Regions from separate parts of the Mus musculus genome. Here region 2 is linked to region 1. The links are chromatin loops, found by intact Hi-C in ENCODE. Cell type or tissue: gastrocnemius. All regions are shown on one strand. Each heading gives the region's core, and the rest is flanking DNA. Links, peaks and the distances in the headings are about the cores only.

The links. Hi-C counts contacts between places; a loop is a spot of excess contacts. Peaks named below come from ENCODE experiments on the same cell type or tissue, not always from the same donor. Only the 100,000 strongest peaks of a DNase experiment are listed, where the experiment ranks them.
Region 2: a loop joins it to region 1, with 5 times the contacts of the local background. A loop is called at or near these places in 4 of 42 quality-filtered maps.

What each region holds. Positions count from the first base shown.
Region 1 is chr4:119,423,957-119,439,119 of GRCm38, reverse strand. Zmynd12 (zinc finger, MYND domain containing 12) reads right to left here. Exons shown (of 8, transcript NM_001014900.2): 2 at 5,029-5,170; 3 at 1,869-2,040. Among named protein-coding and RNA genes, the nearest start is that of Zmynd12, 8.9 kb to the right of the region's middle. In gastrocnemius, for the core only: a CTCF peak has its summit at 8,214 (motif pointing left); DNase peaks (open chromatin) are centred at 8,199 and 11,245.
Region 2 is chr4:119,483,109-119,498,271 of GRCm38, reverse strand. Rimkla (ribosomal modification protein rimK-like family member A) reads left to right here and starts at 5,674. Exons shown (of 5, transcript NM_177572.4): 1 at 5,674-5,975. The coding sequence starts at 5,813. In gastrocnemius, for the core only: a CTCF peak has its summit at 7,268 (motif pointing right); DNase peaks (open chromatin) are centred at 5,685, 7,272 and 8,393; H3K4me3 peaks cover 1,128 bases.

The sequences.
Region 1 (15,163 bases), core at 4,048-12,047:
AGCTGCACGGCATCTAGACACTGTAGCTGAAGTTGCTACCTTCCTGCCTCCACTCTAGACCTTACGTCTGGACTTTCCATCTAATACATTCTGATTGGTGTTGCCTGTGGGTTAACATCAGTAATGGGAAAATTGTGTCCATTTATAGCATGGATTAAGAACACACTGCCACCTCTGTGACATTCCTGTCCCCAGCAAGGAAACTGCAGACAAATCCAACTAAGATGCTTTATATAATGATTGGCAAGGCTGAAGAATTAGCTTGGCAATTAAGAGTACAAAGGGTTCAAGTCCCAGCACCTACGTGGCTGTCTGTAACTCTGATTCCAAGGGATCTTGTGCCCTCTTCTGGCTTTCTCAGGTACTAGGAATAGTAGGTAGACAAACATACCTGCAGGTGAAATACCCAGATATGTAAAATAATGTATATTTTTTTTAATTGGCTAATGATCTCTGAAGTCAAAAGAAACAAGGGAAAGCTGAGAGATTATTTCAGAGAGAAGATTTAACAAATAGCTGCACAAGAGGAAATGTGTCTCTGAGTTGTGACTCTTTCAGATTCTGTAACTTTGGGAATTATAAACACATTTTTGGAGAAGTCTGAATGAAAGACTTCACTGTGCTTATAAAGGGGGAGTTTGGTGGAAAATGTACACTAGAGCGTTCCAGACACAGGGACCCCTCTGCATTCGACAGCAAGGCTTGGATGGGGCACTTATACCAACAACAGCTTTACCTCACTTTATTTTCAAAGCTGGGACTGGAATCCAGGACTCTACATATGCTAGATAATGTGTTTTACTGCTGAGCCATAGTCCTAGCCTGAAGAATGATATTCAAAATGGTGACTATTAAGATATATATGGTGCCTAAGACCCTGTAGATGCTCAAGAGTATGAACCATTCTCAGAATGCTCATCTGTAGCAGCCGTCAGACAGGTGCCTGCTAAGCATGTGCTCTCACTCTCAGGGTGGCGGGTTCCCATTTCTGAACTATGACTTTGACCCCAGGAACAAGGGTAGATGCTACATTCCAACTAGGTTAGCAAAATTCTGTCTTCTGGGAATTTGTAATGGAAATCAGATGCTAAGCCATTTCTGCTTCTCAACTTGAATCCAGAGGACATGCAGATGTAGCTAGATCTGATATCTGAGGATAACTGTCTCCTGCAGTGAGGACAGGATGTTAAAATTTAGTCTACAGATAGGCACACTGATGTAGATACATACAGAGGAGCAGAGACAAGAAAGAGGGCTGGGGTGTAGATGAATTGGTAGAGGGTTGGCCTACCGAATTAAGACCGGGGTTCAATCCCCAACAACACATATCTTGGGAATGTAGTTTTGGCCTGAAATCTCAGCACTGGAAGGAAGAGTGGTGGGAGCAGGAGGATCAGAAGTTCAAAGTCACCCCTTAAGCTACCTAGTGTGCTTGAGGTCTGACTGAATTTTGTAAGGGGTGCTTTAAAAAGGAGAGGAAAAAGAAGGGACACTGGAAAAAGAATGAGAGCCCGTCACTTTCCTATAAACCCCTAGGGACACCCTAACAACCTAAATGATTTCTCCCCTTTGTCCAGGTCAGCTTGAGGGGATTTCTTTTTGTTGCTTTGTTTTGTTTGTGACAGAGTCTCCCTATGTAGTCCTAGCTGTCCTAGAACTCTCTATGTAGACAAGGGTGGCCTCCTTCCTCTGCCTCTCAGTGCTGGGATTAAAGGTGAATGACTCCAGGCCCAGCTTGAGTGGATTTCTGTCAGCTATGCCTATAGCCTTCATCCCATCCCCCTCTTCCACAAAGGGTGTCTTGCCCCTGACAAGGATCAATACAGCACTTCAATGGGCTCTGGGGGTCTCAGGTCAGTTCCACTCACCAAGGCTGGCCTCAGCCAGGAGCAGGTAAGCAGGAACGAGCTCGACTGAGCTCAGGCCGTGCACGTTCATGCGGAAGCGAAGGGAGTGCAAAGCTGCAGGGACGGCATCTTCGTGTCTTCCTTCGAAAAGATATTTCTGGGCAACAGTGTAGCAGAATTCAATCAAGTGCTTCTGTGGAAGGCAGAATGGGCGCTCTGAGCCCAGGCAAAGGGCAAGGTGGAAGCGCAGGTAAAGCCAATGTCTGGCTGAAGGGACTTGGCGACCCTGCCTGTACTAGGTGCATATGAGCTCCAGGGGTGTAGTGGATAAAAATGCAAACTTGGGACAGTGAGGCCAAGGTCCAGGAACAGATATCTTTCCTTATAGTTCAAAACTTGGCAAACAGGAGTGTTGGACACAGCAATCCTGTAGCTCTTTTCATTGTTGTATTTCTATACTCTTTAAAGACAGAGTCGTATGGAATCCAGGATAGCCTCAAACTCACTATGTGGGTGAACATGTGCCAGTACCCAGTTTTATGTGATACCAAAGCTCACCTAGGGCTCGTTGCTTGCTAGCCAAGCCCATACCAACTGATGTACATCCCCAGCCTAATTTTAATAAAACTTTAATTTAGAAAGCTATAGATGACACAAGATGATGCCTTTATAACCTAATATTTTTTTATTCACTTATATTTTAAATATCTTAATATGCCAGTGGTTCTCAACCTTCCTAATTCTGTAACACTTTAATACAGTTCATGTTATGGTGACCCCCTCCCCAACCATAAGGTTACTTTCATTGCTATTTAATAACTGTAATTTTGCTACTGTTATGAATCATGATGTAAATACTTTTGGAGACAGAGGTATGCCAAAGGGGTAGCTTTTATTTCCTCAGAGAAAGTAATGATCTGAGAGCCATATCCAAGCTTTATGAATACATGGCTTAGGTTGAGCCCAGGTCTATCCCTAGGCTTAAGCCTGGAAGCTTCTAGCCTCTGTACATTCTAATCTTCAGTTTCCAGCCTCTGTCTGCTAACCTAGGCTTAGAATTCTTCAGCCTGTGAGACTTACTACTGAATAAACTTACTTTTTGTAGCTCTTTCTGAACTCTGGCTGGCTGGTTCAACTCAACTGTTCTGGCTCAAATACCTCTCCAAGCTGACTGATTCAAATTGGCTTCTCTTGGCTTCTGATTGAATTGCTCTCCTTGGAAAAGACTGCTTTTGAATTGCTCCAAACTAACTGAACTGACTGAACTGAACTGTCTCTCCCTCCCTGCTTTGAAGTAGCCTCTTCTGTTCTCCTGAGAGTTGGACAGATCCAATCTCCGACTCATTCTGTCAAATCTTCTCTGGTTCGTCACTTTGTCTGCCCTTCAATTAGACAACATTGTTTGGGATTAAAGATGTGTACTAAAGGCAAGTCTGTATTCCAGCCAGATGGGTCAAAAGTATGAACTAAAGGTATGTCTATATTCCAGCCAGAGGAGTTAAAGGTGTGTAGCGTGTCTGCATTCCAGCCAGATCATATCTCTGGATGTGATCCCTTGTCAGAGCAGCCATCTTACTGGATATAAATTCCTATACTGTCTTATCACAGTACTTGACACATGGATTCTATGGACTGATCTGTGTATCATAAAAAGTCATGTACTGAGGCTTTAAACCCTAATTCCACAGGATGATGGTAATTTGGATAAAATGCCATCCGAAGAGGTGGTTAAGTTAAAATGGATCCACTCACATAGACTCTAATTTAACCTGTTTGGTGTCTTAATTACATTTTTGTGTGTCCATGAGTGCCACAATGCATGTGTAGAGGTCAGAGGACAACTAGAAGTCAGTTCTCTCCTTTGATCATGTGGGTTCTGGGGATCAAATTCAGGTTGTCAGGCTCAGCAGCAAACTCTTTCCCACTGAGCCATCCTACCAGCCCTAACTGCTATCTTTATAACAAGACACTGGACAGACACAGAGACACCAGTGATGTGTACAACAACGGAGGACCCAATGAAGATTCAGCAAGAAGGTAGCCATCCATCATCCAGGAAGAGAGGTCTGAGAAGTCACCAAGTCTGGGGCTCCAGAGATGGCTTAGTCAGTAAAGTCTCAGGTGCATGGGGACCTGTAAGGGGAGGTTCTGATACTAAGGTCTAGTTCACTAACTGGTACTTGATTTGTCAATAAAGAAGTCCGGGAAGGTACAAGTGGGACTTCTGGATCCCAAGAGAAAAAAGAGACACAGGGAAGGAGAGAAGGGGCTTTTCTGCCATACTTTGGAGGAATGAGGATGTAGCAACCATGTAGGCCTGGGGAGAGCTAGGGCCTGCAGCCTCCACTTATAGGGGTGGGAGGCAAAGATGTTTGGTAGGAGCTAATTGGAACAAGCCACTGCATTTAGGGCAGAAGGGGAGATGGAGATAATAGATTGGTAAGGGCACATATTTATAGCCAGGAGATATTTGCGCCCAGCAATTGTGCCTAGCAGGCAAGTTAAGGTAACAAAGTGTGTCTTGGTTAGGGCTGGTTGTGTTCGATTCCAGAGCTAAGCCTGGTGGAACAAAAGGGAGCAGGGGGCAGGGCTGGTAGCACAGCAGCTCCGGGGCAAAGGCAGTAGTGGGTTTTTTTAAAACTACATGCAACAAGTTCAATACCCAGAAACCACGTAAAAAAGCTAGGCATGGTGGGCACACTTGCTCTCCCAGCACTGAGGGAGCAGCCATAGGCTCAGTGTCCAGCTAGGCTAACCTGCTTGGTGAAGCCCAGCCCTGTCAAAGATCCTGTTTTTTAAAAAAAAGCACAGTCAAAACCAAGGTGAATAGCTCTTGAAGAAGGACACCTGAGGTTGTCCTCTAGCATCCACCTGCAACTCAAGCATACCTGTGCACCCGAAGATGCACACGGCTGGGGGAGGACAAGGGAGGGAGGGTGGGGGAGCACAAGGAAGGATGGAATGAGAGGGGAGGGAGAAGGCGCAAACTTAGACTTTCAGTCTCCAGCAGTATTGAGAAAATGAACGTCTGTTGTTTGTACCACTCCGTCTTATGGCCACCCAAGCAAACTAGTCCAGTGGGTGTTCAGTGAAACCGTGGGAATGACCCAGTGACTGGCACTGGGACTGGGAGCATCAAGACCAAGGCCCTGCCTTCACCATTACGGGCTATAGGACTCGCCTGTCGCCTCTGCAGCTGCTGCAGACCATGCTGCCTCTCTTCCTCTGAGTTGTAGAAGGGCATGGTGGTGCGCAGAGGAATGAGCAGTTGGCATATCTTCGCATGGATGCTGTCCCAGTCAGCCTTCTGATGCACAGGACCACTGATAACAAATCACACCGGGTTAGCATGTCTTTGTCTTCTCCCAGCTCTAAATCCCAGAAAAGCCAGCCCAACCCAAACCTGGCAGGAGCCTAAAGCCTTTCTGAGATGGAAGTCTATTTTCTCTCACGTCTGTACCTGGATAAAAACTGCACTGTGGCCAGGAAGTGGTGGTGCACACCTTTAATTCCATACCTGGGGAGGCAGAGGCAGATGGATCTCTCGGAGTTCGAGGCCAACCTGGTCTATAGAGCGAGTTCTAGGATAGACAGGGCTACACAGATAAACCATCAAATGAAATAACTAAGTATTTTAAAAGTTTAATCTAAAAAACAGTGCTGCAGTGTGACCCAGCTATACCACCTCTGGCACACACCTGAAGGACTGTAAGTCCACATACCCACAAAGGTTTTTGTATATCTATGTTTGTTGCTGCATGATTTACAATAGCCAGGAAATGAATCCAGCCTAGATGCTCATTAACAGACACATGAATAAAGGAGATGTAGTATGTCTACATAGCAGAATTTGATTTAGCTGTAAAGAAAAATGAAATTATGACTTTCTAAGGAAAATGGATGAGACTGGAGACCATTATGTTAAATGGAATGAGCCAAACTTAGGAAGACAAATAGTGCTTTTTCTCATATCTGTAATGCATACTTAAATACACACACACACACACACACACACACACACACACACCATAAAAGTGGGACAGTATGAAAGAAGAGGAGGATATCTAAAAGGAAGGAGGAACGACAGAGGGTGATGGGCTATATATCATGAAGCAGAAGAAACTATTTGAGGTAGGGAAGGGGACCAGCAGGAAGAAAGGAAGGGAATGGAGGGTGGAAGAGGGCAGTGGGTGATATGGAAAAGGACAAAGTAAAATGTGCACATGTGTGTGTGTGCATGTGTGTATGTGTGTGTAATATCACAAGAAAACCCTTTTTGCATGCTAACCAAAAAAATTATTTAAAACCAAACAAAAACTGTTGGGTTTGGGGGCGGGACATGTGAAGGAATCTTTTCTATAGTCACCTGCTCATGTATGTACGCTGTGCCTCATCTGTTAAGAACAACAAAGACAACCTTACTTTGTTCTAAGGTTGTCTGAGGACTGAAGTTGTTGGATTTGAGAATCTTTTTCTTGGGGAAGGGAAAGGAATTGTCCTATCATAAGGGTCTAAAAAAGACTTCATAGACATGTTTTTCTTTTTTCTTTTTCTTTTTTCATTTGGTTTTTCGAGACAGGGTTTCTCTGTATAGCCCTGGCTGTCCTGGAACTCACTTTGTAGACCAGGCTGGCCTCGAACTCAGAAATCTGCCTGCCTCTGCCTCCCGAGCGCTGAGATTAAAGGTGTGCGCCACCACGCCCGGCTTTAGACATGTCTTTCTATAGTCAGTCTCACGAAGAGTACCACTAGCAATGTCTTCAGACTTGCTGGGGGATGGGGCAAGCATTCACAGACTGCACTGGGCATGCTTTCTAGTCGCTGTGATGTCGGAGATGCTCTTGAGTGTAACTACTTGACTCTGAAAATAAAACAAAATCTGATCATGTTAAAGTTAAGAAGGTAGGAAAAAGTGAGAAGGTATTTTAAGCCCCAAAGCCAGTGTCTTTAGTGTTCTAGAAAGGATAGTAACAATTTGGTGTAGACTGTTTAAAATACATGTATTTTTGTTGGTTGGTTGACAAGGTGCCACTCTGTAGCCCAGACAGGAACTCACAATGTAGTTCAGGTTGGCCTTCAACTCATGGCACTCCTCCTGCCTCAGCTCCCATGGCATGGGGGTCTAATGTCTGCATCCTGCCCTGCTAACGCTTGTTTATGTCTGTGTTTGCAGTCATTCTAATGGATTTGACAGAGTTTCTCTTAGTGGTTTCAATTTATATTTCCCCAATGACTAACGAGCATTTTTTCCTGTGCTAATTAGTCATTTTTATATCTTCCTTGGGATGAAGGTTTATTTAAATCCTGTGTTCTTTTTTAAAAATGACTGGATCTTTTTACTGTTTTTAGGAGTTCAAAATATATTCTGAATATAAGACATTTTTCAGATTATGATTTTCTCCCATCCTATGGGTTTCTCCTTCCCGTCCTCTTCTTCTTCTTCTTTTCCTTTCTTCTAGGCAATATTTATTTGTTTGTTTGTTTGTTTGTTTATTTATTTATTTATTTATTTATTTATTTATTTTTGAGACAGGAGCTGTCCTGGAAATCACTATGTAGACCAGGCTGAACTTGAATTCATAAAGAACTGCTTGCCTCTGCCTACTAAGTGTTGGGATTAAAGGCAACAATTTTGAAGAATGGAAGCTCTACATTACAGAACCCTAGTCAGAGGGAACACTTTCTAATCATTCCTGATATTAAAACTGCTTCCCTTTATAATATCAAAAGATGTAACCCAAGAGCTCCTCCCAGACCCTCTGCTCTCCTGCTACCACCAGTAGTAGTGGGTCACGATAGTGTGTGTGTGTGTGTGTGTGTGTGTGTGTGTGTGTGTGTTGTGCTTCCTCTTGGTCCTTGGTACAAAAAGTTTCTAGCTCATGGGACAGTCTCTTTGGCACCAGTATCTGCTGGTGTTTTAATCTCTCAGTGATCATACACTTCATGGTGAAAAAGAAGTTGCCTCCATCAGTCAGGGACACAGTGACCTGGAAGGAATGTTCAGTCCTGAAGAGTACCAACCCATTCACAGGCTCACAGTGTTCAGGGCTGGTGGAAAATGGGGTAGGGCTGTGTCTAACAGTGGCTTTTTCCACAGAAGCAGTCTGGTACTCCTCAGACCACTTCTTTTCCACAGCTCCCAGATGAGGGCCACGAGAGTGTGGTCGGTGCATTGCTTCTTCCATTCTTTATCGTGCTGTGGGGATCCCTGGTGACTGGATTTCCAAACACTCGGTTTGTGTTTCTGGCTGGAACAAGTGCAGTCTCTGTGGCTTGGTGATGTTAGGTGAGCTTAGCCACAGTGACTCCATCTCACCTGTGCCAGCCCTGGAGGCCACCAGAGAGTTCCCAACACTGCCCTCAAGTGGACAGGCCTGACTACTTCCTGACAGTTCCTCCCACACTGCACTCAGTCAGACTAGATGTCCGGAGCATCGTGCTCACGTTCTCCGCAGCACTTTTTTTTTTTCCTTTTTTCTTTTTTTAAAAGATTTGCTGGATGTGGTGTTTGTTGCACCTTTAATCCCAGAGGTAGGAGGATACCTGAGTTTGAAGACAGGCTGGTCTGCACACAGAGTTCCAGGACAGCAAGGGCTTGTCTTGGAAAACAAACAAGAAATTAAATTTTGACGATGTCTAACTCACCTAGTTTCACTTTGGTTCCTTTGATGTCAAATCTGAAACTACACGAATTTGCGATTAAGTTTCCTTCTAACTGTCCACAGTTTCATGGCTAACATCTATGTCTTTCGCATATGATTTTTTTTTTTTTTTGAATGAGGTGGAAGGTAAGGATCCAAGTCCATCTTATTCCACGTGGATGTCTGCTTGACTCAGCACCATTTGTTAAAGGACTATCTGTTCTCAGTGAACGCTTATGGGCCATCATAGCTTCTCACTCCTGTACCAACCTTAACACAGTAGGTAGCACTGTAGGGGCTGGAGACGTGGCTCATCAGTTAGGAGCACTGGGTTCAATTCCCAGCACCCACATGGCAGCTCACAACTAACTCCAGTTCCAGAGGATTCGTGACAGCAGACATGAATGTGGTACACACACATCTATGCATGAAAGAAAAATACCCATATGCATAAAGGAAAATAAATCTTTAATAAATTAGTTTAGCACAGTAGTAAGTTTTGAAATTTCCATATGAATTTTAGAGTCAGCCTGTCTAAGCTGGAATTTCAGATGGACTCAGTGGGACTGCTCTTCCAAAGGTCCTGAGTTCAAATCCTAGAAACCACATGGTGGCTCACAACCACCTGTTATGAGGTCTGACTCTCTCTTCTAGTGTGTCTGAAGATAGCAACAGTGTACTTATTAATAATAATAAATAAATCTTAAATAATAATAAAAGTATTTCAGTGTCTTTAATTTCTTTCAACACTGTTTTGCTAGGCAGTCTGTGCTGCAACTCTTAACTTATGGCTCCTCTGTGTGAACTTCCCACCACCCCTAGAAGGTTATAAAGGTCGGGCCTTCCTTCTGTCTGGGTTACTGGTCAGAGATACCCCTGGACTGTTTAAGGATTTGGTCCAAAGAAGAAGGCTGTCTTAAGGCCGCATCATACTTACATGTCTATATATCATATCATTTCTGTCTAGTGCTTTCTCTTCCACCCCAGGACCCTCTCAGTATATTATTTATTTAACTTATTTAAGGGAATTACACCGGTTTTCTTTTTGGACTGGCCACTGCTTCATCATCTTTTATGGTATTTCAGTAAGTCATGCACTTCCTTGACTAAGTTTTTCTCTAATATTTTATCCTGTTTTGAATAAGGTGACCTTCTTAATTTCACTTTTGGATTGCTCATTGCTAGTTTATAGGAGTTTAACTACTCCTCCATACCCTGCAGTATTGCTGTGTTCATGGCTTAGTTTTAATATAATTTTCTAAGTTCCTTATGCTTTCTATATTATAAGCCTGTTAGGATCCTCCAGGGGAAATCGATGTTTATTATAGGAGTTGGTTCATGTGATACTGAGCACACAGAGTTGCACGATGGGTGCTAGAGAGATGGCTCAACAGTTAAGAACAGTTACTGCTCTTCCTGAAGATACAGTTTGATTCCCCGAACCCATGCTGGGTGGCTCACAGCCCCCTGTAACCCCATGTGCAGAGGGATCTGATTCCTCTGTACTCTGTGGACACCTGTTCTCATGTGCACATAGCTCTATACACACACACACACACACACACACACACACACACACACACACACACACTTGAAAAAAAATAAATCTTAAAGACCTGTAATGTTTCCTGTGTTGGAGAACCAGAAAAGCCAGAGCAGTAATTCAACTGAGACAGAAGGCTGAGACTAGCAGTTAGGGAGGAAGGAGAGGATCTACTTGTTTTAAGTCGAGAGCCCAAAGGCCCCTGAACTAGCGAGCTGATAGCCAAGAACAGGAGAAGACAGATATCCCAGCACTTAAGAGAGCAAATTACCCCTGTGCCATGCTAGGTTTAGACCATCAGTGGAATGCAGGGTACCCACTCTCTGTGGTGAGAATGACCTTGACTCAGTCTCCCAGGACAAATGCTTTTCTCTCCCACAAACACACCCCAAAACAAGGTGTTACCAACTATCCGACATCCCTTACTTCAGTCAGGCTGGCATACAGTCAGCCATCACGATGAGGCCATAACATCTGTAAATGAGGTTGCGTTACTCTTTCCAAGCTTGGCTGGCTTTCACTCCATCGTCTTGTCTAACTGCGTCCTGACTAGAACCCCTGCCCCAGTATTGAAGAGTGGTGGAAGCAGCATCGTGGGCTCACAGGTCTCATGCATGGAGAAGCTCGCAGTCCTCCACAGTAAGTATGGTGTTAATTCTCTGCTGCTCTGGACTTTTAAAACACTTTTTATTGATTCTTTGTGAGTTTCCCATCATGCACCCCAGAGCCACTCATCTCCCTGTCCCCTCATATCCACTCTCTGCCCTTGCAGCATTCCCACAAAATAAAACGTATACACAAACAACAAAAACATAGAAAACATCTCGCGGAAGCTGTAGCATGTCACAGCGTGTCCCACACTATATCCCTCTGTCCACACATCTTCACTTGCAAATGTTCATTGCAATGAGTCATTGCTCTGGGTTCTGAGATCGAAGGCTTCTATGACACCATCAATACTGGATTCTCATCCAGACTCCTCCTGGTTATCCTTTTATTGCCCGGTGTCATGGATATCCTGCAGCTTTGGGACAGCAGGACTGGCCCTTTCATGAGTTCCAACCATTTGCAGATGATATAGATTTTGAGGTGAGCCAATTCAGAGCCCAGGATCTGGGCCTGGCTAATAGCTGAGCTGGCTCTCCCTTATCCAAACCACCAGGGCAAGCTCTCTGGCACTGCTCCAGCTATGCCACCCAAAGCTGCCACAGGAAGGTGGCAGGATCAGCTCTTCTGCTCTCATGCCCTCAGGGTGGGTTCAACAGCACCCACACCTCCAGAGCCAGCTGCTTGGGCTGCCTAGTCAGAGTGCAGGCCCCAGTCTCCCAAGTGCTGCAGCCTGTGAGGGGCTGGGCCAGCTCTCCTGCTCCCACAACCCGCGGGGCTGGCTCAACTGTGCCTTCACCAGCTCTGGATTTTTTTTGTGTGTGTTGTGTCATTTTTATTTAGTAAGTAACAGGAATTCCTCCCACCCCACCCCCTGCCAAGTTTAGTATGATGCTAGATTTCACCCAATGGTTTTTCTGCATCTAGTAAGACTGTGTGTGTGTTTTATTCTGCTAGTATGGTGTTTTATATTGACAGATATATGTATATTCAACCTATCTTGAACTCCTAAAATAAATCCCAATTGCCTATGATGTCGAATCCTTCATATTTGCTGACAGGTTTAGTTTGCTAAAATTTTGAGAACTTTTGCATCTGTATTCATTGGGGATACTATTCTGTAATTTTGTGATATTTTATTTGGTTTTATTCCTGGCACAATATGGGTCTTATAGAATATAGAATATTATGAGTTATTTGTTCCTCTTTTTAACAAATTAAAGAATCTGTGTTCATTTTCCTTTAAAGGTGAAAGAATACACCAGCCTGTGTTATCTGGCTTTGGTTTTCCATCACTTGTTATGGATCCAGTCGGACATTGCTTCTTATGTCTGTTTGGTGCTTCTTAGGGATGGGTCTGTTTTTCATCTGGGTTATCTGATTTCTTGATATACAGTGTTCAGAGTGTTCTCTTATAATTTCCCTTATTTCTGCAAGGCCGGCAATAATGGTATCAACTTCAGTTTTGATTTCAGTAATTTGAATCTTCTTTTTCTGGCCCCTCTAGGTAAAGTTCATTAGCTTTGTGATTTTTTTTTTTTTCAAGAAAGTGATGTTCACTTATCCTTTCTATAGTTTTTCCTACTCTCCTTTTTATTCCCCTCTGCTCCTTCTCCTAGCATGTCTGATCTAATGCAGAGCCATGCATGAATGGGTTAATGAATACATTTTTTTTGTTTGTTCTTTAGATGGAATACTAAGTTACTGATCTGAGGTCTTTTCTACTGTGTACATTAACAGCTGTAAATTCATAGGAACTACAAAATCAATGATACCCTATAAGTATGGGTATATGTTGTTGTTTCCTTTTCATTTATCTCAAAGCATTTTTCAGTCTCCCTTTGGCCCACTGGATTTTAAAGAGTGTTATTTTTGACCTGATTGTAAACTTACCAAACTTCCTTCTGTTACTGGTTATGATTTCATTGCACCATAACAGAACCTACCTTCTGTGATTTTATTCCTTCCATATTTATGACCTAACATTGCACTGGAGAAGATGCACGTTCTGTTATTAGGGTGTTCCACAGACTTGGTTGGACCTAGTTAATTTACAGAGTTGCCCTAGTCTTACACTTCCTTAAGGAATATCTGCCTAGTTGTTCTATTCACTCCTGGACGTGGGCTATTAAAGCTTCCCACTGCTGTTACTGCCTGGACCATTCCCTGCTTCGACCCTGTCAGTTCAGCTCTGTGTACTCTGAGGCTCTGGTTGAGGGTATGCAATCATTGGCTTTTGCATTTCTACTGCTAAGGAGACATTTTCACCTACGCATCTATTATACATTATACATATTTCAAAACAGGTAACTATAATCTAGGGGAAAGGTGGCCAGTGTGTTTCTGTTTTTCTTCCGGACAACAACTACTGTGTGTTTCCGGAGCTCCAAGGTCTCAGGTGCAATAACTCAAGCCTCTGGATGCAGCACAAAAGCAGCCATGGGAACTACATGGCTGCAGCCACCACTCTCTCTTCCTCCTCCTCCAGATAACAGGAACACAGCCAAGGATTTAATTTACAAACTATACTACTACCAGAGAAGCGATAGAAAGCATTTTAAGGATTTTGTTGTTTTGTTTAATGGTGGGGGTATCTTAGAGAATTACTGAAAACAGAGTAACAAAAACACTTCACTGGGATTCAGAAGCAGTCACATTCCACAGCAGAGGGACAGACAGGCTGAGTCACTGGGAACGGTGGAAAAGGTAATAAATAATGTATCCAACTTCCTGACCTTTGTTCCACTGACAGTAACTGACATAGCTTGCCTTTTTAAATAAACAGCTTTCTTCATACATTTCTGGGTGCCATCAATATTGAGCTGTCTCACCCATACATTCACCCCAGGCCAGGATATAAAGGAGGAGCTGGGAGCACAGTTAAGCTGTTTATGAGGCCGACATGTTTTATTCAAGCATCATCAGGGTTTATTAACCTCCATCTGGATGCCCTTATGCAAGGCATCCATTCTACCATCCACTAAAGCTTCTCTTTCTTCTTCCTTCCTTCCTTCTTCCTTTCATTTCCTCCCTCCCTTTCTCCTTCCTTCCCTTTCTTTCTGAAACTATTCACGCTGTAGCCCAGGCTTGCCTTGAACTATTAGCCCAGGCCATCCCTGAATTTACAGTGATCTTCCTGCCTTTGCCTCCCATGTGCTAGAATTGCAAGCATGAACCACCACACCCAGTTTCCTACTGCTTCTTATCATCAAATACCACTTGACATTTTCTCCCTGCTGGCCAGCGAAGGCCTTTAAGTTTGTATCACAAACATTCAATTAAAGGGAAAATATCACAAATTACTGTTATCTATATGCTATGATCTACTGTACTATAAACCAAGAGCTCTCTGATATACTACTAATGTTTCTATATGTACTTTCATAAAATTATCCTTCTTAACAATGTTTTATTCCAGGCCAGCAAGATTTCTTCCCAGCAAGTCTTATGATCTGGGCTCGAACCTGCATGCTGAAGCAGAGAACTGTAGAGGGAATCTTTTGTGCAATGTGTGAAATCTTCAATAAAAGGCTTTTGGCCTATGAGCTGAGGCAGGAAATAGGGAGGTAAAAGTTCTGATACAGATAGAGGATTTTTGGGATAGTCAGGAGCGAGAAGGAGATTCGCCCAGGAATGCTGATGGAGACAGAAGCATCAAACTGAAGAAGAGGTAACTTGCCATGTGGCACTCATAGGATGAATGAATAGGATTTTTGGGATACATGATGGTTGGGGAACAAAGCTAAAGATAATTCAGTCTGAGTCGCTATTTCTGGGAACAAAAAGGTGGTAAAGCCTGGGCTACAGAGAACTCACTCCTGAAAGCTGTCCTTTGATCTGTGCTCTCTCTCTCTCTCTCTCTCTCTCTCTCTCTCTCTCTCACACACACCAATACAATTAAATAAATAAATGTCCTGTTTTTAAAAGATCTATCACCTTGGAACATATTCACAATTCATAGTTTATACCATAAATATACAGAAGAAAATAGAAGAAATTCCACAAAAATGTCAGGCTGTTTTACTGAGCACTGGGATGCTGAACTCCAGCCCATGCTCACTTGCCAAGAATGAGGACGGCTGTATCACGTAGGACATGGAGGAAGGGCACCTGGAACAGTCTGAGAAGGGGAGGATCCTGTGATCTAACGAGAAGGCAGGGTCTGCCTTCCCCTGTCCCACACTGCTGCTGCCTGCCATCGTGACCCTCCCCTGTCCCACACTGCTGCTGCCTGCAGGAAGAAATGCATCTTACAAATACATATTATTTATGCAGTATAAATGCAGGTTGTGAGTTATTCACCGAATCCCTGTGTGGAAATCACTGGCTGGGACTCACGCAGCTTTCTTTCCCATTTAGGTTTCAGCCAAGGTCTTTCACTCTTTAACCAAACCAGTGCTGTATGGCTGGAACGGCCCACCCTTCTTCTGTGTCTTCACATAGCAAGCCCGTACTGGCCTCTCAATACTCAAATCTTATTTCAAAGAAACCTTTTTTAGATACTGCCCCAGTCACCATGTTACCCT
Region 2 (15,163 bases), core at 3,401-11,400, 60 kb before region 1:
CTCATGATACAAAAGTGCCTGCAGTAGAAAGAGAACTCCAGCTGGGCAGTGGTGGCACACGCCTTTAATCCCAGCACTTGGGAGGCAGAGGCAGGCGGATTTCTGAGTTCGAGGCCAGCCTGGTCTACAGAGTGAGTTCCAGGACAGCCAGGGCTACACAGAGAAACCCTGTCTCGAAAAACTAAAGAGAGAGAGAGAGAGAGAGAGAGAGAGAGAGAGAGAGAGAACTCCAGCCGTGGGCAGGCCAACCACAGCAAGCTCAACTGGACCTCTGGACCTCAGGCTGACTGCTTCAGCTTCCCCAGTCAGTTTCCCTAGGACACACAATTTGATGAGCTTTCTGCTGCTGTTCTTTCCTTTAGTCGGAGTCTCACCCTAGGAACAAGGGATGAGCCGCTCTGCCCAAGACGGCTGTGAACTCTCTGCATGGCTTCCCCAGCGGAGCTTCCTCATCTGGTTTCTGGTGGATGCTTTGAACGACACACTTCATGACATTTTGCTGTCTGTCTGTCTGTCTGTCTGTCAGTTACATGTTATTTATTCTTTTACTTTGGCTTGCTGTATATTTAAAAACCTCACTTCAAAGCTGAGACTCTGGCTAGGACAGATCATTCTCTGTACCACACAACTAGGTCTCCAAATAAGTCCAAGTTCAGCTGAGTAAAGTGGGGTCTGCTCCTGTAGGGTGTGGCACTGTGGGGTCTGCTCCTGTAGGGCGTGGCACTGTGGTTTGCCTGGAGTCGAGGTAGGAGGAGCTCATTGGATCCAAGAGTTTGGTGACATAAGAGGGGTCACATTTCAAAAGCAAACCAAAAAGTTTCTGGTCTGTTTTGCAGATGGGATGAGCACCTCTCCCTCCCTCCCTGCAAGCAGTCTAGGTTTACTGTCCCAAGTTTGCCTTGTGAGACAAATCAGTCTTTTGGCTGAACTCTGCCCTCCAGGTTATTATTTACCAGGTATGTTGAGAATAAGATGATCTTCTGGTATGTGTGTGTACATGCATACATGTGTGGTATTACTGCATGTGCACCTCTGTGCACATGTGTGCAGAAGTTGGAGAACAGTGTCAAGCATCTTCCTCAATTGATCCCCAACTTATCTGAGATAGAATCTCTGAACCTGGAGCTCCCCCGTTTGGCTGCCTGGCCAGCAAGCCCCAGGGACCCTCCTTTCTCTGCCCCCAGCTCCCTCTGCACTCCCCCACCCATACTTGGATTGTACGTGAGTCTGCTGTACGTGGGCTACTGGGTATTTGAACTCAGGTCCTGAGCTTGCAAAGAGAGTATCTTACTGACTGAGATATCTCCCCAGCCACGGCCTTTTGTTTTCCATCCATCCCATTTCTTTCTTGTGTGTTGTTTCCTTGGGAGTCCTAAAGAGAAGAGAAATGATTGGCAAATCAGAATTTGTAACAGATTGGATTATAGGTCACAATTTCTTGCCTTTTTTCTTCTGCTGTTGAGGAAAGGGTCATACTTCCCTACCCCAGTGGTGATGACATCAGACTTAGCCAGCCACTTGTTTTGGTGAAGAACTCTGAGAAGATCTGACACCCAGGCAGACGCACTGAAAGTCAATGTGTGGTTCGACTGCTTTTCCTCTTCCATAAGAGGCCGACACTATTCCAGACACAGAGTTTGTATTCTTGGCATCTCTCCTCCCTTCAGTCCTCCTTAGATGGTCCCTGTTTTCCTCCAATGTCCATCCACCTCTATATGGCCTTGTGGATAGGGAGGAGAGCCCAATTCCCAGACACTGGAAGAATCAGCACTAATTTAAGTTATGCATGGTGGACCCTCATTCTTTCCTACCATGAAGCTGAAGTTTTCTTAGGAAGCCACGTCTCTATTTAAAATCCTGCAAACTCTCAGTCCTCACCAGGATGGAGCATCAATCATATTTATAGAGAAATAGAATGTTACAAATTGAAAGCCAAAAATTTCTTGGACTATCTTAGGCTTTTCATATACTTTGGTCCTCTGTATATGGTGAAAACTCTCATGACTATTAGGTAAACCATGGGGATGTATTTTAAAGTGTAACAAACTATAGACTCCAGTGTTCCACAAATGCATTTGATAAATGTGTTGACATAGGATCTCGTTCTGTGTCGCTCAGGATAACTTGAGTCTATATTCCTGGGCCATGGTAAAATAAACATTGTTCCTGTATCCTTGAAAGCAGAGAGATGTTATTTCATGTTGACACTAGTGACTGGCTTGGGTGTGAGAAATCTAACTGAGGCCTTCTGAGAAAGGCTTTCTTGATGCTAAAAAGCCACATGGAAAGAGTTGGTCTTGACTTGTGCCGGATGCTGTGAGGTTGTGACTGTTGGTATCATCCTATGGGTGTCCAAAGGAACAGTGTGGAAAAGGATATGGGTTCCTGCTGTTAGTGAGAAGTTAAGTGAATAGACAGTAGAGTCACTTACCCCCAGTTTTCTTTGATATGAGATAATACCTTCCCATTATTGTCGAAGACAGTTGGACCTAGAATGGAGGGGTTTAACAGTAGGAACTCAGACATGGAAGCAAACAGCATCCTATTATATTGCTGAAGCTCAGGTTGGCTTTCAATTTGGAAATCAAGGTTGGCTTTCAATTTGGAAATCATATGCAAAGAAATACTACTTAAGTAATATGTGTTAATTGGCATTACAATAACAAAACACTTGGGATAATCAGCTTATAAAGCAAAAAATTTATTTTCATCATAATTTTGAAGTTTTCTATCCAGAGTTGGTTGACCTGCTGTTTTGTGGCCTATGACAAGACAGTGTGTTCTGGGACACTTGGCAGAGAAGGCTGCTCTCACAGCATGACAGACAGAGAACAAACTGAGGGAAGGCTGACATCGGATGCCTCCATTTCCAGTGACCCAATTTCTTGCACTGGGATCCATATATTAGGTGTTTTACCATCTCCCAACAGCTTGACAGACTGACAGCCAAGACCTTAAGGCACATGGGTCTCCAGGTGGATGCTTATCCAAACCACAGCATTACACATTTTAGAAAATTGTGTCTTATTTGGGGAAGCTACTTCCGTGCTTGAGGAATTTTGATGCTAGAGTAAAACACCCATAGTGGAATACGGTATATTTTTAGGTTTTACAGCTGGCTTCTGGGAAGGGGGCTTCCAGGTTTTATAACCAGCATTAGGAAAAAGAATTCTGGTTTCTATACCTTACGTGAGGAAGAAAAGGCTATGGGTGTTACAAGGTCAGGAGGTCTAGGAAAGAATTTGTCACTGTTTTTCTTCCATTTCAAAGTTTTCTGACCCCTAATAGTATCTGATGGGTAATTCCATAGATGGCCTTTAGGGACAAGGCTACACAAGATATATACCAAGAGCTGGCATAAAACCAGGCATGGCAGCTCATGCCTTCAATCCCACTATTCAGGAGGTGGAAGCCAGAAGATCAGGCATTCAAAGTTATTCCTGGCTATAGCAAGTTCTATAACAGTCTGGGTTACACGAGACCCTGTCTCCAAAAGCAATAAAAATTGCTGTAGAAAATTGGACATTCCTTTAATCCCAGCCCTTGGGAGGGAGAGGCAGGCAGATCTCTATGAATTTAAGATTAGCCAGGGTTACAGAGTGAGACCCTTTGTACCTCCCATCCTGTCCTCAAAAACCATGCAACCTCAATGGTAAAGGCAGGAGAGGGCATCTGGCTTTGAGTGGAGCTGTGGTTAAATCGCCTTCTTTGAAAGTACCCATTACAAGGCACTGGTTACAGTTTCATCACCTAGAAAATGCATTCGGGGACTAGGGAGGTGCTTTAGCAACATTATTGCCTCAAAATATTTTTTTAAACTTCCTGAATACAGAACTTCCCAGAGGCATATCTTAGTGGACAGGACATTTGCAGTTCACCATTCACCTTCGCAGAGATGTCTTGCCCATTTAGAGATGTCATTGCTGAGTCAAGATTGAAACCATAAAATTTCTTTTGTAAAAGAGTAAAAAGAAAAAGAAAGGAAAAGGAAAGAAGGAAGAAATGCGTTAGGGAGAGCAAGAGGGCTGACTGAGTAGAGGTGTTGCTGGACAAACCTAGTTACCATGGAGAGAACCCATTCCCAAAAGTTGTTCTGCACACCCTGCAAGCTCCTTCTGGCATTCACGTGACCCTGTGCTTCAAACACACATCGAAGATGCACAAAACATCATTTAAACCGGGTGGTGGTGGAGCACACCTTAAATCACAGCACTCGGGGAGCCAAAGGCAGATCTCTGTAATGAATTTGAGACTAACCCGGTGTCTTAGTTAGGGTTTTACTGCTGTGAACAGACACCTTGATCAAGGCAAGTCTTATAAAAAAACAACATTTAATTGGGGCTGGCTTACAGGCTCAGAGGTTCCGTCCATTACCATCAAGGTGGGAACATGGCAGTATCCAGGCAGGTATGGTGCAGGCAGAGCTGAGAGTTCTACATCTTCATCCAAAGGCTGCTAGTGGAAGACTGACTTCCAGGCAACTAGGATGAGGGTCTTAAGCCCACACCCACAGTGACACACCTATTCCAACCAGGCCACACCTCCAGATGGTGCCACTCTGAGAATATACAAACCATCACATTTACAGAGTGAGTTCCAGGACAGAAACTACACAGGGCTACAGGGAAGCAGGGCTACAGGGAGACAAGGTTACCCAGAGAAACCCTATATTGAAAAAACCAAAATGATGATGATGATGGCGGCGGCGATGATGATTTCAAAAAGATGTTTTAAAGAGCTGGAAACACAACTGGCTAAAGTCAACCCCATAGTTATTTAGAAATGACTAGCTAGGAGCTGTGAGATGGCTCAGAGAGTAAAAGCACTTGCTGCCTAGCCTGACTTTGATCCACATGGTGGGTTTCAGGAGAACCAGATCCTGAAAGTTGTCCTCTGATCTTCACGATCAAGCTGTGGTAACAGGCCACCAGCTCACCTTGTGCACAATAAATAAATAAATAAATAAATAAATAAATAAATAAATACATAAATAAATAAATACATAAATACATACATAAATAAATGTATAATTAATTTATTTTCAAGAACCGAATACCAGGTTTCACGCTATTGTTTGCGGGCAGAATTTGCAAACGGCTAGGACCACGGACAGTATGTACAGAGGACTGAGTTGGAGGGCGGAGGGGAAGTGGGGTGTGGACTAGGAGGAAAAAACGCGCCCTAGGGGTTCCCCTAACTCAATATGGGGGTCTTAACCTGTTTTTATGACACTGGGGTTATGATGGTCAAGCGCTGGTGCAAACTGGGGTGTAAGAAAAGGAAAAGGATCTTCGAATTATCTAAATGAAGTATCTGGTTGCTAAGACCCAACTGCCTCCATCTCCCAGCCAGGCTGCAGGCCAGGATTGGGGCAGACAGATCGCTCTTCTAAGGGTCAAGTCCAGCTGCAGAGCCCCGCCATGTGACCTTGCCAGGCTGGGAGTTGTCTTTGGAAGAGGTTGGTGGTGCAACCAAGACTCGCACTTTTCTCTGGGGGAGCAGCACCGCGCCTACCCAGCCAGTGGCCCATCGGTTCCCGGGGTCGCCCCAGCCCCGCCCGGCCGCCGCAGGCTGCGCAGCTCCGCAGGCTCCGGGCCGGGTCCTCCCCGGGCGTCGCGACGTGCTGATTGGCTGGGCGGAGGCGGCGGAGGAGGCAGCGGAGGCGGCGGCGGCGGCGTCGGCGCGAGGCGATCCGGAGCATTCGCCGGCCGGGTCTGCAGAGGCGGCTGGCGCACGGCGCAAGCAAAGCCGCGGTGCTCGCCTGGGACGCGCCAGGGGGTCGCGCGGGCGAGCGGCCGCAGCTTCGGTCGCCATGTGCGCGCAGGTCTGGCTGCTGACCGACCGGCTCATCCGCGAGGACTACCCGCAGGTGCAGATCCTGCGCGCGCTCCGCCAGCGCTGCTCGGAGCAGGACGTGGGTTTCCGGGCGGTGTTCCTGGACCAGATCGCCGTCACCGTCGTCGGCGGCCACCTAGGTGAGCTCAGCCGGGGGAGGGAGGGAGGGGCACCGGGGTCCCGTGAGCCGGCCGCTCTCCTCCTTGAGCCCGGCTCCGAGGTAGCCCCTCTGCAGCAGCCTGAGGCCAAGAGTAGAGAAGATGCTTAATTCATTTAGGAGATGAGTTAATGGGGCATTCACATTCACCTGAAGCTAAAGGCACCAAACCTCACACTGTAGATTCTCCGAGCACAGGTGGCCTGCCGGATTGGATCCCGAAATTAAAAGAACCAACCCAGAATTCACAAAATTGCTCTTAGGCAGATGTTTGGGAAACTTTTCCAGTGGTATGTATGCTCCAGTGATGAACGCCCTAGGTAGAACACTATTCTCAAACTGGGAGCCTAATTATGGGAGACAGCTGAGAAAGATTGAGATCGTCTCTGGAGGGGAAGGGGCGAGAGGAGACGATTGATGGTTTCCATTAATTTGTCCTCCTCCCAAAGAATGTTTAATTCAGATTCCAAAATAGCCAAGTACTTCCAGGCCTCACTGGTCCCTTCAGTGCCGGGTCCAGGGCAATTGAGGTGGGAGGTTGGGGGAAATGGTTATTATCCCTGACTGCCTATTCAAAGCGTTCTGTTTATTCTTATTATCTTCAATACATGCCTGCTATGTATTGCTAAGCTATCCATGACTTTGGAAACTCGTATTCACTGGCTTACAGTCTGTGTTCTCGGTAAGCCCTCCGAGGTAGCCAGCTATTTCAGGGGGTCCAGGGCTGAGGAGGGTTGGGCCGTCTTGGATGCTTCTTGGAATGTTACCCATATGTCATCTTTAACTGGTTGAGTAGAGTTCCTTCTGCAAGGGTAGGGATTCCACATCCTGAACAGACTACTTACAAGTGAGGTTTTGAGTATGTGTCCCTAAGTGAAATAGCTCAGTTTTGTACATTGTTCATCGGTAGGTGTAGTTAAACCTTACTAGGTTCAAAATGCATATACTTTGGGAGTAGTTATATGCAAGCATTAGACACTCCACATTTCAAGTGGTGTGCTTAAGTGTAAAAATACCATTTTTTAAGTTTGGGTTGCTGAAACCCTCCTGATTGGTTAACGGTGAACGCCATTTCTGAACAGAGAATTTGAAGAACTAGATTCTTCTTACAGCTTTTTTGTTGCCAAATGTCTCGGCTTTGCTTTGTGATAATCACTTTGACTTTGATTTTAGGGTTTGGTTTGGTTTTGCCTTTTCACGGTTAATTTTATGTCTATGGGTGTTTTGTCTCCATGTATGTCTGTACACCATGTGCATGCAGTACCCTCAGACGCCAGATGAGGGCATCATATCCTCTGGGAACTGAAGCTATAGTTGTGAGCCACCATGCAGGCTCCAACCTGGGCCCTCTGGAAAAGCAGCCAGTGTTCCTAACCACTGAGCCCTCTCTCCTGCCCCCATCTCTTTGAATCATGTATGTCATATTTAAGTTGAGATTCTCCAAGCTTGAAAAGCTTTGGGTTCCATATTTAAGTGGAATGATCAGTTATATTTTGGTGATCTAAAACCGGTCATTAATATATACTTGTGTCCATTCCCAAGATGAGTTTCCTTGTTTTCTTTACAGCTTGTAAAAACATCCTTTTGAGAGACGGTAGTCAGATTTTCCTATTGTTTGTCAGTCTTTACGTGTACATCAGCACTTCTGAAGATGTTCTCTCTGAATGTATAAAACTTCGTGTTAAAGAATCAATTGTAAGAAAAGTGAAAATTAAATCGTAATGATTCAGGAAGCACGTAAGCAATTAAGTAGAACTCATGTGTGAAAATGTCTGTGTTCACAAACTAGTCATTTACAAGAAAATCTATATAGATGCTTGATGGATGGATGGAGAAATTGAAGACAGGTTTTTTGGTGTGTGTGTGTTTGTTTGTTTGTTTGTTGGAGACAGGTCTCGCTGGATAGCCTTAGCTGTCCTGGAACTTCCTATGTAGACCAGGCTGGCCTCAACCCCCCAGAAATCGACTTACCTGGCTCTGTGATGGTTATTTTAACTTAGAAGATCTACCCTAACCAACCTGAATTTGGATGGGGCTGGGGCTGGGGCTGGAGCAGTGACCCTCAGGTTACTAAAGCAGTCCTATAGAAAGTCCCCCTTTATACTCTGCTGGCTTAACGTCTTATCTACCTTATTTTGTTCCTTTGAGAATCTGCACGTTGTTTAATCGTTCAGTAAATGTTTATTTCCCTAAACACAAGTGATTCCAAGACCAAAACACATGTAACTAATAGTAACAACTGTAATCACGGAGTCATAGTAATAGGTCCTCACGCCAACTCGCGTGGCTTGTGCTCCGTTCTTCTTACTTATTAATACTCATAAACGTGAGTGAGGTCATTATGCACACAGCACCAGCTGGGAGTTACAGCCGTACTCAGTGGATCCTGCTGTCTTTTCACGCGCCAGTCAACATTGGCTTCACTGTTGTCTTGTGACTCCTGGGCTTCCACTGAAATATCAGTCTGAGGTCCCCATCTGGTTCCCCCCAGATGGTAGAATTCCATTCATCCCTCAAATCTAGCTCAAGTCACTGGTATCTCCTGCGTCATTCCTAAGCTCCCTTCTCTATCCCCATGGAGATATCTTCCACCTGCTACCAAACAACATCAGAGTAGCACCCATTGAAAGTTTATTATAATTGATCTGTGTACAAGGCCTGTATCCGACCCCTCCCCTATCTAGGATTCTCCAAAAAAGATTTTTTTTTTCCCATACCCAGTACATAGTAGGCCTTTGGTAATGTTCGTTACCTAGATTGAAGCATGAGGCTTGTACTGTAAAGCGCACAAGGCCTTTGTGGAGATAGAGACTGTGTTTGGGAGATCATGATTCGATGTGTATGTGTTTGTGGTGAGCTTTTCTGTGAGGACAGGTTTACTAATGACAGTTAAGATCTCTGACCATCCTCCGGTCAGAATTATTAACCAACTCTAGGAAAAGGGAGAGTTATGAAGTCATAATCGGAGACAGAGAAAATGTGTGTGACCTGGCAGAGGGGGCCTTGTAAGCATTGTCTCAGGGAGAGCATGATTCAGCATTCCTGCTGCTCTCAGAGCTTCAGCTCTGGTGGCCTTATGTGTTTATTTATTTATGTTTATGCAGCCCTGGGGATTGAAGCCAGGGTCTTGTACAGGCTAGGCTGCTAGTGATCTCCATCAGTAGCACCAGTGCTATAAAGTACTTTCTAGGTCACGTTCTCTTTTATCTGTGGTTAAAAAGGAAAACATTGAAATCGGGCTTGGTTCACTTGTTAGGCAAGCACCTTGCCACTGTGCTACACGACCAGTCTTTTATTTTTTTATTTTAAGTCAGAGTCTTGCTTTGTTTCCAGTTTAGGCTGGCCTTGAATTCAAGCTCTTTCTAACCTGGACTATGTGAGACCCTGTTTCAAAAGGAAAGTGCACAGGGGTGGGCTTGGGGCTGGGGCTGGCGCTGATCCCAGGGCTGGGGAGGCAGAGGTAGATGGGTCAGTGTGAGTTCAAGACCAGTCTGGTCTCCATCATGAGTTCCAGGCCAGCCAGGGCTACAAGCTGAGTTCCTCAAGACTTCCCCAGCAGCAAGTGACAATTCGGAGACTCTGTGTTGAGGACTGAAGAGGGATGGAGGGTCTTTACTCTCACGCCTTTACCATTACATTTTAATTCACGACACTCCGATGTCTCCATTTTACCCAGTTTGTGTGGCAGGTATCCACTAAGCAGGGTGCCACGACGTAGTGTTCTGGAGATATAGAATGGCAAATAGGAGCAGACGTGGTCTTCACCCTCACAAATTTATGTGTCTTGTGTTCTGTCACCAAGTGTCTGCTGACTGTATGTCAGGTGTTGTTCTAGGTGCCTGAATAAAAGTACAGAAGTCACTGCCTCTCCAGGAGATTATGTTCTATATTGGGGTATAATATAAACAAGGTAAGTAAATGATACAGAGCATTTCTGGAAAAAGCTAAAGGGGAGAAATGGTGGTTTGGTTAGGAATGCCCCCCCAAATAGACTCAAGTGTTCCAATGTTTGGCCCATAGGGAGTGGCATTATTAGGAGGTGTGGCTATCAGGAGGTGTGGCTATCAGGAGGTGTGGCTATCAGGGGGTGTGGCTAATAGGAGGTGTGGCCATTAGGGGTGTGGCTATTAGGAGGTGTGGCATTTTGGAGTAGGTGTGACTCTGTTAGAAGAGATGTATCAGTGGGGGTGGGCTTGGGGATCTTATTAGCTCAAAACCAGGCTGAGTGGCTCACAGTCCTCTCCCAGCTGCCTTGTGGATCAAGATGTAGAACTCTCAGCTCCTTCACCAGCACCACCTCTGTCGGTGTGCCATGCTTCCCACCATGACTGTTAATGGACCAAACCTCTGAAACCAAAAGCCAGCCCCAGTGAAATGTTGTCCTTTATAAGAGTTGCTGTGGTCATGGTGTCTCTAAGACAGGAAGAAAGCAGGAGGTGGAGGTGGAGAATGGCAGTATGAGGGTGACTAGGGTGGTCTCACCCACAGGCAGAAGAAGGTCAGGAAGCGTACAGTTTGCTTAACGAAGGCGCTTCAATGAGGGGCGATAGGATAAGCATTTAGAGGGCAGTTAGGAATTAGCTGGTTTAGGAAAGTGGCAGTTGTAGGTTCTCCACTGAGGGTCTATGACCTCTCTAACCATGGGTAGCTGGCTACAATTATAGTATCAGCCAGGAAGTCCCTCCATTTGAGCAGGCCTTAGTTCCAGTTAGACAGCTGTTAGTTACCCCCAGATAAAGTGGTGCTAGCCCACCCTTGGGACTATCTTGCTGGGCTCCTCATTGTGCTTTGGTGGGCTTTATAGCTGGGCAGGATTATCGGTTGCTTTTCTCCCTTGGCAGCACACAGGACGCCCTCCCGATATCATGAGAGCCAGTCCTCAAGGGAAAGGTATGCAGGTCAGGTCCAGCTCCAGTCTTCTAAATCCTGAAGTACACAGGCTCCTTAGCAATCAGGTCTTACCTTCAAGTTCTGGGAGGCAACCAAGGGCAATGGGAGCAGCCTATGTTGTTTTAGGGGTCTCTTGGAATCTCCTGGTCAACCATTTGAAGGAAGGTTTCCCCTATCTGGCACTGGAGTTTTTGCTAAATAGACTATGGCTCCTGCAGGGAAAGGGCAGACATTATCACCCTATGTGGCCTAACTCCATTTGAACCATATAGATTATATATGTGTTTTTAGGTAAGCTCATAAAACAATGTTTTACTATGGCTTTTCCAAAATCCTTAACATTACTTAGCTCTCTGTCCTCCCTCTCCCTCTGGGTTCTCCTCCCCTCCCCTCCCTTCCACCCCAGGAAGTTCACTGTTTAGCTATAGAGAGTAGACGTGTCCAGGGAGGAAAGAGTGTGGACGAGGCCAGTGTGGAAGAACAGAGGGAGTGTGGGTAGGCATGAGGAGAAGAGGCTGAGGGTTGGGGTTGAGATGAGCAGCTACACAGGGCCTTGAGGGTTGGTGATGGACATTGGCTTCACTCTGGATGATGGAGAGGGTGACAGAGAAAGGATGGGGGGAGGGACAATGCATGGCCGTTCCCAGTGAGAGACACTGTAGTGGTTTTGAGCAGAGCAGGGGGCAGAGTGAGGATACAGTCTGCAAGACGGTTTTGGTAAGGGGTTGGTGGAACATAGGAAGGAGTCAAGGGGAAACTAAGGGTGGAGGCTTCACTACAGGGGGGGACTGTGGCTAAGGATGGGGGGCTTCACTACAGGGGAGGGGACTGTGGCTCAGGATGGGGGCTTTACTATGGGGGGGCTGTGGCTAAGGATGGGGGGCTTCACTACAGGGGAGGGGACTGTGGCTCAGGATGGGGGCTTTACTATGGGGGGGCTGTGGCTAAGGATGGGGGCTTTACTACAGGGGAGGGGACTGTGGCTCGGGATGAGGGGGCTTTACTACGGGGGGCTGTGGCTCAGGGTGGGGGCTTCACTACAAGGGAGGGGACTGTGGCTCGGGATGAGGGAGCTTCACTACAAGGGAGGGGACTGTGGCTCGGGATGAGGGGGCTTCACTACAGGGGAGGACTGTGGCTCAGGATGGGGTCTTTACTATGGGGGGGCTGTGGCTAAGGATGGGGGCTTCACTACAGGGGAGGGGACTGTGGCTCAGGATGGGGGCTTCACTACAGGGAGGGGACTGTGGCTCAGGATGAGGGGGCTTCACTACAGGGGAGGACTGTGGCTCAGGATGGGGTCTTTACTATGGGGGGGCTGTGGCTAAGGATGGGGGCTTCACTACAGGGGAGGGGACTGTGGCTCGGGATGAGGGGGCTTCACTACAGGGGAGGGGACTGTGGCTCAGGGTGGGGGGCTTCACTACAGGGGAGGACTGTGGCTCAGGGTGGGGGCTTCACTACAGGGGAGGGGACTGTGGCTCAGGGTGGGGGGCTTCACTACGGGGGGGGGGGGCGGCTGCGGCTCACTTATGTGCTGGTCCCTGAGATTCAGTGGAAAGGGAGACGCTGCATCTCTCTATCCTCCAGGAGGACAGAAGATGCGCCCTAGAAGGTAAAATGAGGAGCAGCAAACACATCAATCCTTTGTCTAGGGCCAGGGTCCTGAGAGCAGAGGTGAGAAAACAGCCCGACTTAGGAGGACAAATGGGGAAATAGAGTCACCAGGAAGAGGAAGGCATACAGCTGGACTCAGAAGAAAGAAAGAAAATGTCTCAGTTTGCTTTCCTTTGTTGTGATAAAGACCAAGACCAAAGCAACTTGGGAAGGAGCGGCTTTATTTGGCTCACTTCTCAGGTCACAGTCCATCATAGGGAGAGGCCAGGGCAAGAACTCAGGGCAGGAGGTGCTTTCTGGGTCGCTCAGTGTTTTGTTGTTGCCATTATCTTAGTATGTGTAGAGATTTGTTTCATTGTTTGTAATTGTGTGTTTGTGTGAGCAGGCACTTGTGAGTGTGTGCCATACATACATGTGAGTGTGTGCCATAAATGCATGTGAGTGTGTGCCATACATGCATGTGAGTGTGTGCCATACATACATGTGAGTGTGTGCCATACATACATGTGAGTGTGTGCCATACATACATGTGAGTGTGTGCCCGCAGAGGTCAGAGGAATTGCATTACTCTGGAGGGGGAGTTAAAGGCAGTTGCCAGCCGCCCGATGTGGTTGCTGGAACTGGAACTCTGGTCCTCTGGAAGAACAGGTATGTGCTTTTAATTGCTGAGTCATCTCTCCAGCTCCATCGCCTGCTTTTTCTATAGCTGCAGACCACTTGCCTAGGGTAGCCCCACCCCCAGTGGACTGGGCCCTCCCACATCAATCACCAATTAAGAGAATTCCTCACAGACTTGCCTACAGGCCAGTCTGATGGAGGTATTTTTTTTTTCGATCGAGGTTCCCTTTCCAGATGACTGTAGCTTGTGTCGGGCTGATAAATTCTTAGTTGGCACCGAAAGGAAGGCTCATCAGGAGAGGCTGACAAGGGAGTTTAGAGCCCATTGGTGTGGTCGGAGAGGATACAACAAAGATGAGAAGGAACTGACAGTTGGACAGATGAAGAAACTGTAAAGGCTGGGAAAGGAGTTAGTGGTTGAGTGCTTGCCCAGCACGTGGGGTTCACACAGCTGAGGTGGTAGGGGTGGGCAGCCATGGAGTCTGGAGTCCAGGGAAACGATATGAGCCTCGAGTGGCTGAATGAAGGACTTCATAAGACTTGTTTCCTGGTTTTTAAAAAGGCCATGTTGATGAGGTGCTGATGTTGATAGGTGATGGGAAGGTTTGCCAAGTTCTGGGACTCTTGCATTTCACAGAAGGGGAGATAGGTCCAGAGACACAACAAACAGTTCAGCCAACACTCTGGGGGGAAGGCCAGGCCCATTCTGCCTTCATGACAATTTCTTGGGAAGTTTTTCTAAGCCCTTCCTTGGTGCTAGTTCTGATTAGAGTGGACAGAACACACACATTAGCCTCACATCTTCCTTCTGAGCCCAGACACCCTGGGAGCCCCCGTGTCCCGTCGAAGCAGTCCTCCATTCTCCCCATGCGGAGAGAACCACCCCAAAGCTCCCCTGCCATCCCACGAGCCTTGCACAGGGAACCAGACTATTAACAACAATCATGTGTTGGCTTTCTTCTTAATATCCAGGGACGCTGTCTCACTACCCTCTGTCATTAGAATAGTGGCTATTCTTCAGCTATCTGGAGCCCAACTCCCGGGTCCCTTATCCTCTATAACCATTTGACTGCTGGATTCCACTGCTGCTGCCAGGAGCCCATTATGCTAACACCACACACACACACACACACACTATAAGGCATGGAGAATGAAAACCATGCCCTAAATCTCCAGCTTCCTCCCCTCAGTTGGGTGTATTTGTACTCAGTGCTGGGGGTTCCCCTCCAGAGGATGCCAACTCACTGATCACGGTCTTAACTCCTCACATCCCCTTCCCAGACCCCTCTCTCAGCGGTTCTTGAAATCACCGCCTGTTTGGCTGCATGAGCTTGCATTGTGGTCTCAGGGTGTCCTGGGTAAACCCAAACTGAGATTGACCCAAAGAAACTGCCCAATAAAATACCTCCAAATGAGGACAAAGTAATGCATACACTGAGTCAGACTTCAGCTTCCTGTGAGCTCTGGGAGAGCCAAGGCTGCCTGGCTCACCTTTGTGCCCTGCTTAGAAGGTGTGTCTGCCTCAAGCCAATGGTTCAATAAAGGCTGTACTGAATTAAGAGACCTTGGAAAAGAAGTTCGAGGGAAAGGAAGAGGCCACACGAGTCACTGTGGGTTTCAGTGAGATGGAGAGATGTCTTTGACCGTCTTCCCTCACAGAACCTCAGAAGGATAAGCACAGCGGTGACGGTGATGGGATCTACCCCGGAATCCATGTAACTCCCTCAGGAGAGCTGGCACAGGCAGGGCAGAGCATGGAGAAGTTGAGAAAAGCAGCAAGGACAGACGCCTGTAGTGCTTTGATGGCACGGCTTCCTCCTGACACAGCACACATGCAGAGGGTGACAGGAATAACCAGCCTCCAGAGAGCCAGAGTGACCTGCTCTGGAGCTGCAGTGCCAGCCACAGTCGCGGGATCCTGCTAAACTACGGTGGCCTTGAAAGGTGCCCCAGTGAGCTCTGCTGTGCTCCGCTCCTCAGCGCCCTCTGTGTCTGCCGTGCTTTGTACATGAAAGGCTTTGGTTTCCCAGTGTACTGGGAGCCAGG